Regions from separate parts of the Homo sapiens genome. Here region 2 is linked to region 1. Evidence: read pairs that join two places in POLR2A ChIA-PET (ENCODE). Cell type or tissue: endothelial cell of umbilical vein. All regions are shown on one strand.

Region 1 (4,000 bases):
GAGCCTTGAAGGAAAGAATGGTGGGAGTCATATGAATATCCAAAGAAGAGCTCTCCAGACCAGACTAGGGGAATAGCAAGTGCAAATGCCCTGAGGCAGGAATGCTATTAGGATGTATGAGCAAAGAGTAAAGAGGGAGGTCGTTAGAGTGAACAAGGAGACAGTGGCAGGGGACGCAGTGAAGAAGTGAGGTGAGCAAATCATGTAGGGTCTTGAAAGGCTCTGGTTAAGATTCAAAATTTTATTCTGAGTGTGATGGAAAACCATTGGGATCTGACCAGTGGACATATGTGATTTGGCTCTAGAATTAAAAGGATCACTCTGGTTTCTGTGCAAAGAACAGCTTAGGCTAGGGGTGGTGATAATGCGTAAGGATGAAGCATGGAGGCCACTGAGGCTGGTATGGCAATAATCCAGGCAAGAGGTGCAGGTGCCTTGTGTTAGGGCGGCAGCTGTGGAGGTGGTGAGAAGTGGCTGGATTCTGGTGTATTTTAAGTTAGAGTGAAGGTCAAATTATCGTATAAGACTTTACCAAGTAAGATTCTGCCAGATGTAAAGAGCATCTTTTCTGAGAGGACTTCATTATATCATATTTATAATGGTAATTATTCTCACAGTTACTCTCTAGGGAGCTCATCTGTTAGGATTAACCCCATCTCTCAGAGAGGCCTGGGTGACATGCTTTGTGTCACAAGTCAAGACAGATCCCAGAGCTCCAAAGCTACTGTTCCTTCTACTAAATTTCACATTTTGTTCTCAGTTTTCTTCTGCATATTCAAGAAGAGTTTTGATTTAAAATATATAACGTATTTTTAGCATGAGGAAAAATTCTGAATATTGACTTAAATGGTTATCTTCATAAAAAATTGTTAGCATCTTATTTTCAAAAGATTAGTGTAGTGATTTTAGCAATGTTTTGCATTTTTTAGGCTGAACACAAACATGCAATAATTCATTTTTGAACAATTTTAACAAGCACATTCTATGGGGAAAATACATCCTATTAGTGATATGTTCTGTGTTGTCTTGTTTTTAAATATGTGTGTTTAAAGCATAAATATTATTAAAAGCATCCTTAAAGATATCATTTAACAAACTATTTCTAGGAGAAAAAGTCTAACTTTATTGTTAGTCCTGACCATTCACATATTTCTTTATTCTGAATCATTAACCAATGACCTGTTTTTTAAATTCTGAAACATTTTTCAGTTACTATGCATTTACAGCACTCTAAAACACTAACCAATCAGCTAACAAGTTTTATTGTAATGATTTTATTGCGCTAGAGAATACTTTTTTATTATAATATTTGAGTTCTAAACTATTCATTTCTTTTTGTTCTTGAATAAGAATTTAAGGGATTCTTGGAGATTCTTAGCTGCTTTTATATTTAGAATGCTAGAACATGATGCAAATACCCTCACTTTAATCAGGAAATATGGACACTGACATTAAAAAGTCTTCCCCCTCACATACTTGTGAGTCATTTTTCCTCTACAAGATTCTTTTCTGCAGATTTCCACTAGACCCACACCTCACTCAAATAGACTCTCAGTCTCTTGAGTCAGGCATTCATTTATTTCTTTTCCCTACCGGCTTCCTCTGGAAACGCAAAGAGAATTTAATGCATTGTGTATTTATTGACAGCCCCTAAAATGCATGATATTCTGGCTAAGTGGTACAAAGATAACAGAGAATTGGAAACAATCCTTGCTTTCTGAGGACCTAACTCCTAAATAATCATTTAAGCTAAATAAGAAAGGAAAAACCTGCCACTAGTCTTGAGAGGTTAAATAACTGATAATCTGGTGACTCCCACCAACTGCTTATTCTCTAAGAAAAAAAAAAAAAGAAAACATTTTTTTCAGGTGTCCAAAGAGAATTTTTTAACCTTTTCTTTGTTCCATCAAAGATGAGTTCTGTCGTCTCTTTCAAGGTATTTTCTCTTAGATCCTTCTTTTCATTTCAGCCCTCAGTGTTGTGCTAATCCTTGATCATAGGGGAATTTGCAAAGTAAGTATGGGAGATAGAAGAGTATAAGAAACAGAGTTAAGGATTTATTAAAATACAGAAAGGAACAGTCTCTTTTAAGTATGGATAGTCACCAAGAGCAATCAAGATGGCACTGCATATTTACTGGGAGTCGTCTCATTGGTTATATGCTAGGTTTCCTTCCAATGAAAGAGGAAAAAGTCACTTTTTTCATTTCTTTTTTTTTTTTTTTTTTGCCTAAGAAGATGCTATAATGGATGCACGTAGATTTGCTAAAAGTAGAATAATTTATCCTGTCAGAGTTATTGATGCTCAACTCTGTCTTTTTGGAAATTGCATTTGTTGAAAGTCGGGCATGCTTAAACCCTGATTGCAAATTTTAGATGTTTTCAAAAGATTATGTAAGAGTAGAAATTGAAGTGTATCATCTTCTGTCTTCTATTTAGCGTTGTTCTGTTCTGCTTCCAATGAGCATCGTAAATGTGATGACAGAGTATAATGAAATGGTTATTTGGTTGTTTTGTTAGGTTCCAAAGTTCAGAATTTTCTAATCCCATTAACAATAATAAAAAAATACTCTGCCACTCAAAACCACAAATATCTCAAATATTTAAGTTTACTAAGCTTATAATTAGCATAAGAAATATTTTCTCATAGAGCTTCAAGAACACAACCAAATAATTCTTGAAATTATAGATAAAAATCTAGTAACATAGTATAAAATATAACATTATCTTTTTATAATATACAAGCAATAAATTTTATTTACAGTGTTAATTTTATGAGCAAACTATTTTAAAATATTACCACATTATGTATAATAAAAACTGTATTGTGCATAATGAAAAATAAATATTGATGGTTTTACATAATAAATATTGTTAAAGGAATGATTTTTGTTATCTGAAATTATAAGATTAAAATTTGTATACCAAGTTTCACTCAGTCACTGTTTGCTGCCATAGAATTTATAAGAGAAAGTACAAAATATACTAAAAAGGAAAGAAAATTGTTGTTTTTCTGTCCAATAAATCTTTCTTCCCAGATATATAAATGGCTGTTAATTCTATTGCCATCCCATGTAATGTGGAAGTCAATGAAGAAATAAGACCTGCCAAATAAAAGGGCACATACCCTATTTGTATTGAGCAATGGATACTTATTTAGAGAATGAAGAAACAACAGAAACAGGCAGAGCTGATTTGTGTTCTATTCTCTGTATACAATTTGACATGCCTATTTATCACACTTCAATAAAAGTGAACTGAACACTTTAGAGATATTGCAACCCATGAAGAACAGAAATGTAGAATCGAAGAGCATCAATTCCCAAAAGTTGCTTATACATTGTTCTAATTTCCTTTCATATAGAATTTATACAACATATTTAAAGTTTCAATAAACCCTTTATCTAGAAGCAAGTAGAATTTAACAAATTGACAATGTATACTTACATTTGCTAAGTAATCTATAAATAAATCCATGGGTTCTTAAAAGTCAGAAACTCTCAAGCAATATCATATGAATTCTCATTTAAACAAAAAAAAATGCAGCTATACTTCAAAATTATTTTTATTTTTAAATATCTGTAGTTTTTGTAAAGCAGAGCTAAATTCGTTTCTGAATATATTATGGATGGGATATATTATGAATATTCTACTTGTTAAACCACCAAGACAAATGTTATACTTTTGCTCTACAAAATTTGAATTTATAAACATAATTTACACTCTAGCAAAGCGAATTTGATTTCTCTTTGAAGGAAGAAGACATGTAAATGGTGAGAAATTAGAAAAAAGGATGCTAATTGGATAGCAGTAATGATTCACCATTTTGTTTTTTATTGTAAGGCCAAAATAAAAAGGTTGATTTTTATATGTTAGGCATGTTCTGTTGTTTATTACAGAAGAATCAGCACTCTTGATATTTATAGTCAATGTGCATGTCCAGCCTTGACCTATAGTTATGCTACAAATAAAATTGTAATTGTTACTTTAATGTAGATCCT
Region 2 (4,000 bases), 790 kb after region 1:
ATCTATCATTGGCACTGAATTTACATGTTCCATATACTTTCTGCTGGCTAATACGTGTGGCTCCCTATAAAGCCATCATGTTCATCATTTTAGTAACATTTTTATGTAGGAGTTGTTTGTTTGTTTGCTGCTCAAAGCAACTCACTCTCCTGTTTTAAGAAATCTAGACTGAGCCGTGAGCATACAGTTTTGGAGGGTAACCCTCCAAAAATTAAAGATTTTTGCAGAGAAAATTTTCCAGAGAAAATTAAAGATGAAACATTAGTCCCTAGTCTAAAATTATGAAATAACTTCATTGGTTTTCTAGGAATTATCTCAGGTAGCAACATAGAGAAAGGGAAGTATACATGAACAGTTGGTGCTTTTTTACTCAGTCCCTTAAATATTATTACCACCTCTTCTGTTAACTTCTATGTGCTTGCCAGATTCCTCATTTTAAAAGGTTTTCAAGTCACTGATTTTGTAAGAAATAAAGAATAGTCATTGCCAGCACTATCCTTTTTTCTAAAATTAGTATTTCTAATCACATTAGACATGTTTTCAGTATCTAGAGAGGATGCCTACTCCCTACAGCTATCATGAACCATTAACTTTAATTAAAATTTACAAGTCTAATGTTGTTACATCTGCTAAAAGCATTAACTTCCATGTTAATTATGAAAATGTTAATGTTACATTAAAATAATGTTCCCTTTTGACAGTTCATCTATAGTTTAATTATTTATTTTGTTGGGGAATAAGTTCTAAAAATTGAGAAGAGAAAAGACTGTGAAGTCAAATTAGAAAAACGAGATAGAGTAGCAAAACTTCTAAGGAGTAAACCTTGTGATTCAGATAAAAGTGGCTGAAGCATACTTGTTTTCTTTATTCTGTATTTAGGAAATGTGTTCTCTTGTCTTGCATCTGAAATATTTTTTACAATAGTTCTTCCCCGTTTTCTTCTTGCAGCTAGTTTATAGTCATGTGTGATATCAGCACTCCCAAGTGTTTCCAAGGCTACACAATCCTTTATTCATATAAATCATTTAAAAAGAAAACTTCAGTTTCAAAAAGACAGCCTCATATACTTTCTATTTAAATATTGATTTATTCTTTAAAACAGATTTATTTCATTAACTTATCCAGTATACCTTTGAGCAAATAAAAATAACTGAAGGAAATTCTCAATGATCCACATGGCAAAACTGAGCTATCCAGTAGGAATATTAGTAGAGAATCTCACACGTCACTGAAAGGCATTAATTATTCTTTAATAATATTAATAGCATTTTCTTGTCACAGGCATACTTACTAGGCAAATCCTTTTTAAATACATAAGTCTATGTACATAAGCTAATTTTCAAATGGGATACATCCTTCTAAAACAGGAATATATTTGGAGTTGAGCAAAATGTTGATCCAGTTTATAGGTCACAGAGACCTTGCCTGTGTTTTTATCAGTGTGTCCCCAGTGCCTATAACTGTGCCTGCTGTAGAGTGTAGGCACTCAATAAATATTTGATAGTTGATTTAATGCCACTTTAAATTTCTTTTTTAAAAATAAAGTATTATTCTATACTGTTTTCTTTGAGGAAATTTTCTGTATGACTATATAATTTGTATAAGTAAATATATAACTCTGCACTTGGTCATTTCAAAATTATGAGCAGTCAGTTGTACAGAGGCACATATTATTTTTAAATAACTTATATACACATCAGATGAACCTGATTATTTGGAGGAAAATCCTCAGAATAAAATTCTTTCTATATGAGAGTAGTACATTAATTTTTTAAAGAACAAGCACTTAATGAATGAGGAATTCCATTTTTTTTCTTGAATTGCTGAACAATGAACACTTAGTTTCTGTAGGTCTTCCCATCCTTAGAATGTTGTGAGGACTTGCAGGACTCTATCTAGTTCTTCAAATTTTTACTTCACCGTATCTGAGAGAGACATAGCTGGGCTACAAGGCAGTTGTTAAAAAGACTATGACTCTTGTATTTCTTTCCCTATGTTTATATATTTACAGTTATGATTCACAAGTGTTTCACATACATTATCATTGATTGTACCAAATCTTGTTCAAAAAAAAAAATCTGAAGCAACTTACTGAAAACACATACAAAAATTTAAAGCATCTGGACCAACAGACGGGAAACATGAGGTGGTTAATGCCAAAAAGAAAAGAATCCAGATAAGTAAGCTACAAGATTCTCGCTGAGTTGGAATTTGGCCTTAAACTTTCAATGACAGGAAGAGAAAGTGAATAGATTTCCCCCACATCAACAAAGCTGTTTCTAACCTCCAGTTTTAGCTTCAGGAGAATTGGGTTATGTGTGGCTTTTTATGAAGGGACCTTGAGAAATGAGATAATAGTGGTCTATCACACATGGTTAAGATCATGAAATGTTTTTCCTTCATTGTTATTATTTTTAAAATGAAATCTTGTGACACAAATCAATATATAAAGCAGGTAGGAGTGGTGCCGCTCTCATTGAACTAGGGCCTTAGGGACAATCTCACCTGTTAAACTTCCCCATCCCTTACCCACAGGCTCTTGGGTCATTGTGAGGCAGCAGTACCCTCCTACCCTCTGCCAGCAAAGAGCTCTGACTCAGTCTGGCTATCTCTTCCACCATGAACTACATTTGTAGTCAGATAAGCTTCTTACCTTCTCTAAGTTCCAGTTTTCACATTGTAAAATAGGAATAAGCCTAGGATCTATCTCCTTGAGTAACTATGAGTATTAAAAACATAAAATGTAAAAATGTTTAGCATAATAGTAAAATTAAGTATAATAATTATCATTATTACAGAAGTAAGAGTATGGGTTTTGGAGTCATACAGACCTGGGCTTGAAACTTTTTTCTGCCACCTTCTAACTCTTGTGACCTTGAGAAAGTTTTCTTAGGTCTCTGAGCCTCAGTTTCCTCAACTGTAAATCAAGGGTAATGATATCTACCTTATAGGATTGTAGTAAGATTAAATGAGATAATACATAGCAAGTACTTAGCAGAGTAAAAAAATGAAATAAAATAACTTAATATTTGTTTTACTGTTAGTATATTATTAGTATTTTTTATAGAACTATTACTAACCTTTTAGTAATTTTTTCCGTGTTATCCAAGTAAGGAAAAACATTCAGAAAAAATAAGAGACTGTGATCTTCTTGAGTGCAAGAAGTGCATGTTGGTTAGTCTGTATTTGTTGTGCCTAGGATAGTGCCTGCTAAAAAGTAGATATTCCGTAGAAAATTAATTGAATTTAGTGACTTGCCCAGGGTGTCAGCTAGTATGTGGTTTGTCTGTTAGTTTGTTTTGTGATGGAGTCTTGCTCTGTCACCCACGCTGGAGTGCAGTGGCGTGATCTAGGCTCACCACAACCCCTGCCTCCCCGGTTCAAGCGATTCTCCTGCCTCAGCCTCCCGTGTAGCTGGGACTACAGGTTCCTGCCACCATGGTCCTGGCTAGTTTTTGTATTTTTAGTAGAGGTGGGGTTTCACCAAATTGGCCAGGCTGGTCTCGAACTCCTGACCTCAAATGATCCACCCACCTCGGCCTCCCAAAGTGCTGGGATTATAGGCGTGAGCCACCGCGCCTGGCCTAGTATGTGGTTTAATCAACACTCAAGTGGAAATTGAAAACAGGTGACATTACTTAGGAACCTAATGTGGATGAGAAGAAAGAATGTGTAGAACAGAGACCTGAGACAGTCCAACATTTAAAGGTAGGTAGAATAGGAGGGGCCAGGAAAGGTGGGGGATAGGGTGGTGGAAGCAAAGAAAGACATTAACAAGGTAAGAATGATGAACTGTATGAATGCTGCTGGAAGATCCAATAGGATGGCTGCCAGATTTGGTCACGTGATGTGATTGATGACTGTAGTAAAGACCATGCCCAAGCAGTTGTTGAGACAAAAACAAAGTTGGCATGAATTAAAGAGAAAGTGGGAGGTGAGAAAAGAAGGCTAGGTGATATTTTTTTTTTCACAAGAAATTAGGCTCCGGAAACAGAGGTAA

What was found. Peaks named below come from ENCODE experiments on the same cell type or tissue, not always from the same donor. Only the 100,000 strongest peaks of a DNase experiment are listed, where the experiment ranks them.
Region 2: POLR2A ChIA-PET joins it to region 1 with 5 read pairs; 1 of 35 experiments calls an interaction of 5 or more read pairs at or near these places.

Annotation. Positions count from the first base shown.
Region 1 is chr1:198,907,683-198,911,682 of GRCh38, reverse strand. The region is part of intron 1 of MIR181A1HG (MIR181A1 host gene); the gene reads left to right. Among named protein-coding and RNA genes, the nearest start is that of MIR181A1HG, 28 kb to the left of the region's middle. In endothelial cell of umbilical vein, no CTCF peak of the experiment used is centred here; a DNase peak (open chromatin) is centred at 1,522; H3K27ac peaks cover 1,062 bases.
Region 2 is chr1:198,121,475-198,125,474 of GRCh38, reverse strand. No RefSeq gene overlaps it. Among named protein-coding and RNA genes, the nearest start is that of NEK7, 34 kb to the left of the region's middle. In endothelial cell of umbilical vein, no CTCF peak of the experiment used is centred here; a DNase peak (open chromatin) is centred at 2,164; H3K27ac peaks cover 1,023 bases.